Regions from separate parts of the Homo sapiens genome. Here region 2 is linked to region 1. Evidence: read pairs that join two places in POLR2A ChIA-PET (ENCODE). Cell type or tissue: CD4-positive, alpha-beta T cell. All regions are shown on one strand. Region 1 overlaps LINC02408 (long intergenic non-protein coding RNA 2408). Region 2 overlaps LOC105369812 (a long non-coding RNA gene).

What was found. Peaks named below come from ENCODE experiments on the same cell type or tissue, not always from the same donor. Only the 100,000 strongest peaks of a DNase experiment are listed, where the experiment ranks them.
Region 2: POLR2A ChIA-PET joins it to region 1 with 5 read pairs; 2 of 35 experiments call an interaction of 5 or more read pairs at or near these places.

Annotation. Positions count from the first base shown.
Region 1 is chr12:67,539,971-67,543,970 of GRCh38, forward strand. The region is part of intron 1 of LINC02408 (long intergenic non-protein coding RNA 2408); the gene reads left to right. Among named protein-coding and RNA genes, the nearest start is that of LINC02408, 22 kb to the left of the region's middle. RefSeq lists a silencer at 1,505-1,564 and an enhancer at 1,755-1,834. In CD4-positive, alpha-beta T cell, no CTCF peak of the experiment used is centred here; a DNase peak (open chromatin) is centred at 1,811.
Region 2 is chr12:67,459,362-67,463,361 of GRCh38, forward strand. All of the region lies in intron 4 of LOC105369812 (a long non-coding RNA gene), which reads left to right. Among named protein-coding and RNA genes, the nearest start is that of LINC02420, 19 kb to the left of the region's middle. In CD4-positive, alpha-beta T cell, no CTCF peak of the experiment used is centred here; no DNase peak of the experiment used is centred here.

The sequences.
Region 1 (4,000 bases):
CCAGGACTTACAAAGACACTTCCCGCAGAAGGCAGGAGACCAGCGGGGAGGCTGCTATGATAATCCAGGAAAGAGACAGGAGACCAGGGTGGCAGCAGCAGTGGCAGTGATGAGCAGTGGTAAGATTTGAAATCCAACAGCACTGTTCACAGATCAGACATGAGTTGTGATGAAAACAGAGGCGCCAAGGATGACTCAAACAATTTTGGCCTATGCAACTGAAAGGATGGGATTGCCATTTCCTGAGACAGGAAGGTGGAGCAGGATAGTGGGGACAAGGGAGCATAAAGAGCTGGGTTTTGTAGGTGTTCAGTTTGAGTTTGAGATGCCCACTTATAGAAATCTGAGTGGAAGTGTTGAGAAGGCAGTCACATATATGAAAATATATATCATTCATATGCAGTTTGAGAGAAATAGCCAGCCTTAAGGTATATATTTCAGAACCGCAGCAGAGCATATAGATGGTGTTTAAACCTGTCTGTCTGTCTATCTATGTATCTATGTATCTATGTATCTATCTATCTATCTATCTATCTATCTATCTATCTATCTATCTATCTATCTATCTATCTAATCTATCTAGAGGGAGAGAGATTACTTTAAGAAATCCTGGGTGTCTAGACTGGGCAACTGGAGGGATAGTGGCCGCACACCTCTGTTTACCTTTCATCTTGCTTTTCAGAGTGTGTTCTGTTCTGTTTGGTTTTAATGTTCAGAGAGTTTTGTTTTAGTATTCCAAGTGGCCCTACACCGATCATTTAGTGTACGTTATGTTATGAATGTGTTAGCTCTGAACACCATTCCCAGGACCATTCTCTGGTTGGGATAAATAGGGTAGAGGTTGAGCCAAGGGTCAGTTGTACTTTGACTAGCATTCCTCAGCATTTTAAAAACAGGGCTATTAACATATGGTTCACATACCATGTAATTCACTCAAAGTGTACAGTTTACGGTTTTTTGTATATTCAGACTGTGCAAACATTCCCACAGTCAATTTTAGAACACTTCCATAATCTCCAAAAGAAACCCAATGGCCTTTAACTATCACTCCCTATCCCCTACCCTGCCCTCAGCCACAGGCAACCATTAGTCTACTCTCTGCCTCATGGAGTTTCCTGTTCTGGACATTCCATAGAAAGGGAATCATGCAACACGTGGTACTTTGTGACTGTTTCTTTCACCCACGTGTTTTCACATTCTTTCATGTCAGAGCAGGTATTATTACTTCAACCGTTTCTTACAGCTGAATATTCCAATGTATGGATGTATCACATTTTATTGATCCACTCATCATGTGGTGGACATTTTGGCTTTTGTATGGTAATGCTGCTGTCAACGTGGTGTATGAGTTTTTGTGTGGACATATCCCTCAGTGTGTTTAGAATCTGCCTGAAAACCCTGACCACGTCAGGGGCAGAATAAGCAGAAGGGTATTGGATGTTGTCCAATAACCTCACATTTACCTTGTGAAGGAAAGGAGTTTCAGTTCAGCATAGGAACCACAATCTCTTGTTTGTTTTACCAGAAAGACATTCTTCGTTTCACTCCTACTCTGTACCCACCATTTTCTCTCAGCTGCTAAGAAAAAGGAAGAAGACAGGGCAAAATTCAAGAACCTACATAATTTAACCATCGCAAATATTCAACCTAAACCTCCCTCTAAACACTGAACTCTTCACTCACTCCCATTTATACCTTCCATATCGTATTAATGCTCCCCTTTCTCCCGGATGCTTATGAGTATTTCAGATAAGTGTAACTGATCACCTAATCTTTCTGCTTCCTCCTCCCCTGCTAGAGACTTGGCCACCTGCCAATCACAGCAGAGCACCTTAATTCCTTCAGCACATGCTCAAGGGGTCACCTGTGTGTGCAGCTCCAGGCATAACTCTGCTGCCAAAGCAAAAAGAGCACAGCTGCTTCTCAGCTTTCCAGGCCATCGGGAGGGGGCTAATGACAACTGGGCCTCTAAGATGCTCTTTGGGAGTCTACACTTGATAACCTTTGGGGAGTCATGCAAACAGCTTGACTTAGGCCATCCCATGTGTCCCAATAACACTGTCTCATGTGAATTAAATAGTTTGTTTTTTAAAATTCTCTCTCACTAAAGTGTCATCTTCTTGTGGGCAAGGACTGTGTCTTGTTCATCCTTGCAGCCTCAACACTGTGTCTGGCATCCATGGACAATTCATTTTGCTCAATTGAACTGAATGCTCAAGATCCTCAAGAAAGGAAGAAGAGAAATTACATTTACAAAGCACCTATTGTGTGCCAATCACTATAGTAGGCCACTTTATGTTTTATTAAACTAAATCCCTTGAGCTAGAGTCAGCTGCAAGGGAAGATGATGACCACTATTTTACTGATGAAGAAACTAGACTCCCTCCCTCAGAGGTTGAGGAGTGTGCTAGAAGTCACACAACCACCAAATGGCAATATTAAATTCAAACCTGGTGACTCCAAAGGCTATACTCTCCACATCATAACAGAGCCTCCAAGTCTGGTTGTAAGAAAGCATCAGATAGCAGGCATCCATTTCTTCATGCGTTCTTCAGTTCATGTAGGTAAGTACTGAGTGTTAATTATGCATTACATACTGTGCTAAGTTCTAGAAGCACAAAAATAAATAAGACATGGCTCAGTCTAGGAAGGAAGATAAGTGAAAATCATAATTAATTAAATCAGAATGTCAGGTATGGCACTGTAAAAGATCTGATAGGAGAACCGCCAACCTCAGCTTCTGGGCCACAGGAACTGCCACCAAAAATTAGTGCCAAAAATTAGTGCCAGGAGAGTGTCTCTGGGACCTACAGGAGTCAGCCAGGTGAGTCAGAGGCGTAGAGTAAAGGGATGGGCTTAGAGCCTCATTGGTAACATGGGGACAATGATACTCTCTACCCCATAGGATTTTTGTGAGGATTAAATGAGTTAATTCAAGAGCATAAAATAGTGCCTGACACACAATATGTTCTCAGTGTATTGTAGCAGCTGTTATCATTATTTATCTTAGATGAGCCAATAATTTGATGAAAAGTATCATAGAACTATTCAGAATAAAGCAGAGATGAGAACATGACTCCAGAATGCATTTGCCCAGAATCCTGAATCCTGAATCCTCCTGACTTGCTGGCTGTCTGACTTGAGCTGTTGAACCGTTCTGGCCTCCAGTTTCTCCTCTGTACCTTCTCAGGGTCGTTGTAAGGACTGAGATAAAACAGGTCATATGCTTAGATCAGCACTTGGCATACAGTAAATACCATCAGCTTGTGGGCTGTTGCAAGGTGCTGTGGAAACACCGAGAAGGGTTACATGAACTAGACTGTCAGGGAAAGCTTCCCCCAGGAGCCAAAGCTTGCCTGGGTATGGAAAGTGCCACAAGGTGAGCCAAACCTCACCTGGGTGTGGAAAGTTAACGGGTAGGTTAACCAGTCTTGGGAAGCAAGGACAGTAGCCTGGTCAGAATGACACTCTTAAAACTCAGAAATGTGGGGTGGCTCAGTGAGTCCTGAGAACTGGAAGCAGCTGAAAGATGTTAGAACATAGACGGTGGTGGCCATGGTGTCAGCAGGTCTGGAGAATGGGGGTGCATATTGCAGAGTAAGCAAAACAGTTGGAACTCTATGCTGGAAACTGCCTGGCTCTGTATCACGCATCTGAAGAGGGTGCTCTCAACTTCTTCCTTAGTGGGAATTCCCCAGAACATTACTAGTATGCTGTTGTTTGCTAACACATGCCATCCATCTTGAGTTGCACCATTGTTATTTTCCGTCTATTTCTAAGTCTCTGAGATGGGGGTGCATCTTCCCATTGATGTTGGTATAATTCCTGCCCACCTGGACTGAAGGTGAGGTCTTCCAGAGAGGGTTTGCCTCAGCTTTGGCCAGTCATCAAGGACACTATTTTAAGTTCTCTGGTTAGGGGTTTTGGAGTTACACTGGCAGTGTCAATTCCAACAACAAAGCTGCATGAACAGCTTGTAGTTCAAATCCTCCAGGGAGAT
Region 2 (4,000 bases), 81 kb before region 1:
CCCAGGATGGCAGGCATCACATTCATTTCCCAACCACTTCTTAAGGGTTATTTCTGTAGACAGGCAATTGCTGTGGTTGGAGTAGGAATGGAGAGAGTAGAGGAAGGATGCCTTGGTGTCTTTTCAAGTGAATACTTAAAAAAAAAAAAGGTTCTTGAAAGAAAGGTCATTCTTTATTTTGCTTGGCTTGTTCTTTCTATTTGGAAAACTTCCCAACAGAATCTACTACCCAGTTTCTTCAAGTCATGCAGAGTCAAAGGACAGAAGAGATAAAAATGTAGATCTTATTTTGCAGGGGTTTATTGACCTCCTGTGTTTGCCATCTTACCAATGAGCCTTGTTGGGTGAGATGGCAGTAAGAGGGCAGCCCGTATTTAGAAAGTGCACAGTCACACACCTCACAAGCTGTGACATCAGTAGATCTTGGAAGCAATAACAACTATGCTCATAGGTCTGATGGTATCGACGGGTTCCTATTGTTCCAACAATATCTGAGACTTAGATGCCAGGGAGTCTGCAGTTAGAATCCCCTTCCCTTTTCTGCATATGTATGTGAATGTTTCTTGCCTTATACTGGAGTACGCTAAAGAAGAACAGAAACTCAATGCCCAGCCTTTCTTTAATCTTACCCTCATTTCAGATATAAGAAAGAACGTTTATATTCCAACCTGGAGTTTTACCTGTAGTTTAGTTTCATTGCAAAACTCTATTCATGCTTTCCTCATACTAGCCTTGAGCTCTTTACTATAATGGGCCTATGGAAATTATTTTATATCACCCCCAATAAATATTTTCCTGTCTTTATTACTAAATTAGGGGCTTGTCCCGTTGTCTGGCCTTGAGGATTTTTCTACTAATATTTGTTGAAATTAAAAGAAAGCCAAGTCTTTTGAAGATTTAATACCATATTATGGCAACTCTTTCAAAGCTTTTGATGGAATATTGAAGACATATAATTATCATTATCAAAAATAACACCTCTAAATTGTACAATGTGAATTATATTTTGCCTGTAGGGAGCTTACAATCTATGCATTCAGCTGTAATACAAACACAGCTTAAGCCAAATAAATCAATAACCTGGTGCCTAACACTCAGAAGGATTAAATGCTGTCACTGAGACCTTGGATTTAGAAATAAAGGACGGAATTCTACCTATGCACACAGTCCATGCATATGAATGTCAACCGCAGAGTTTCCTAGACGATTATCAAGTGGAAGCAGTAAAAGTGTACTCCCTAAAAAGAAATATCATGGGCTGGGCGCGGTGGCTCATTCCTGTAATTCCAGCACTTTGAGAGGCCAAGACAGGCAGATCACTTGAGGTCAGGAGTTCGAGACAAGCCTGGTCAACATGGCAAAACCCTATCTCTACAAAAAATACAAAAATTAGCCAGGCATGCTGGTGTGTACCTGTAATCCCAGCTACTCGGGATGCTGAGGCTTGAGAATCACTTGAGCTCAGGAGGTGGGGGTTGCAGTGAGCAGAGATCACACCACTGTACTCCAACGTGGATGACAGAGTGAGACCCTGTCTCAAAATAAAAAGAAAAAAAGAAAAGAAAGAAAAAAGAAAAATAATGTTCATTCCCAATTTAGAGAAGTGGCATACTCCCTTTTTATTAAAATTCAAGTTTCAGGATATGAATTCTTTTTTGATAGTTGTGTCTTTTGCAGATAACGCTCTTCCCTTAAAGAACCAGGTTACAATAAGCGAGTATTTTTATTTTATCCTTTCTCATAGGAACAACGTGTTCAATCAACTACTTGCATAATTTAAGGCAAATTATTCTTCCAACAAGCCTACAACTACCTCCTCTGAGAGGGCAAGTGCTATACAGACCCATCTCTTGGAGATCTGATGAGCATTATATATTTATTTGCTTGTGACTTGAATAAGATGCATGACCTAAGCATGAATAAGCATACTGCAAACATATTTAAATAGATCAGTTTTTAGAACAGCATTTTCTAAGATTATCAAATTTATATTTGCTCCTCCCTAGTGCCTGGGATTATTGACTGGCTCTAAGGTCACCAGTAGGTACTTATTCTAGGGCTTCTGTTCAGTTTGACAAAACAATCTTGCATTCTTCTTTTTCCTACAAACATTCCATCACTTGTCCTAGAAATTATGTAAAAGAGAAACTCTAACTCAGAAACTGAAAAAGCAATTTAAAAAATTTTTAGAAAGGAGAAAAGAAATTTCTGAATGTAAGTGCTGGGGTCTAAAAGTCAGAGTGGATTTTCTCAGGCCTATTTATAATGGTTTAACCCAATCATGGGAATTTAAGACTGTGTACTTCTCGAAAGTGGCTAAAAAATGAAAGAAACACAAAATATTATTTTTCCCCCATGGCAGGCAATAAGGCAAGTTATTTAACATAAGAAACATACTTATTTTTTTCTCTGTATGAGATTAGCTAACCATCTCTCAACTCCGACAATGGCTTGTCAGTCTCTCTCTTATGTAAGAGTCCAGGAGCTGCCTTCTAGGATACCCACCAAATGGCTAGAGATGTATTGGTTGTATTCTTAAGTTTTACTTGATAATCTATTTTATGTTCATAAAGTTCTCTGAGTTATTTGCCTTTGCTTGTGGTAGCAGTGATGGCTCATCTCAAGGTTGCTGTCTTTTTTTTTTTTAAATAATAGAATGCCCAGAAAGAGGCTGAAAGAGAGTACCTAAGTAGCTATACCTATATAAAGGGACAGCTCCATCTGCTTTCTACCTGCTGTTACAAAGGCTTTCTGCCCCCTCCTATGTGTACAGGTCAGGATATGGTTGGTGCCAGAGACCAGAGGCACAGTAGATGAAGGCAGGCACAATTTTGGCACAAGGGGAGGCATTTTCACCACCTATCAAATTCTTTTCCTGTCTCGTTTTTGTCTCCCTCCACTTGTAAGAGCCCTAAAGGGAAGCTGAAGCTGTAGTCCATTATCCACCCAAAGGAAAGCAAGAGTCTAAAAAGAACTTGAAGGTCCAAAGGGGATTTTTCTGCAGAGGTAGCAGTAATTTTAATTAAGAGGGGAAAGCTTTGAAATGGGTCAGTTTATTAAGGACATCTATTGGCCATTTGCCTAGAAGTTCATTTTCCCTGCCCCACGTTATGGGGTGGCCCCTCCTCAGAGGCAGAGCTGGAACAGTGAGACACAGAGAGGAATCAGTGGCCTGAATGGCTGCTGTGATTATCAGAGCCAGGTGGCCAATGTTCCAAAGTTAGAGAGGTCATTGACTTGGCAGTTGTCTTCGCAAGTTTGTGATCTTAAAGGACTCCAAGACCTTGGACTTATTTTAAGGGAGCAGGTGCCAAACTGCTACCTTGAGAAATGGATGCATACACAGCAAGCACAGGAATGGGCACAGGTTGGCATAGCTTAGTGGGTTGAGATTACACAGAATAAACTGAGCCAAGTGATGGTAAATGAAAGATAACAAATGCAAAGTATGTGAAAATTTTAAACAAGTTATTGGTTGTTCTAGTTAGCCAGAGATGTTTCTCCAACCCAGCAGTATAATTCAGGCAAGATTATGCAAATACAAAGACCCCAGATATTAAAAAAATTATAGCAACATCAGCCAAACCAGATAGTACAGAAACAAATTAATGCAGGCTTAATGTGAGAAAATACTATAGGCAATACCTTTCTGGATGCAGGGCAGGTGTGTGGTTCAAGGAGCAACTGATAACCAAAGAACAACATACTACAAATGGCATCAATTCTTAAGTGACAGTAACACCGATGTTACACTTTTGTGATTTTGTGTGTGTTTTATGTATGTCTAATACATCTGTAGCTTAAAGATGACAGATACATGATCTGTGTCCCACTGCTGCTGCTTTCAGGGCCCTCTATAGGCATTTCTTATAGATTACACCACTTCCAAACTTGGAAATGGTCTCAGAACCATTCTCAACACAGGATTCAGAGTGATCAGTGTTGGCCTGGGAGGTGAAATCTATTTGTAGTCTCCCCAGTGCTTTTTTTTTTTTTTTTT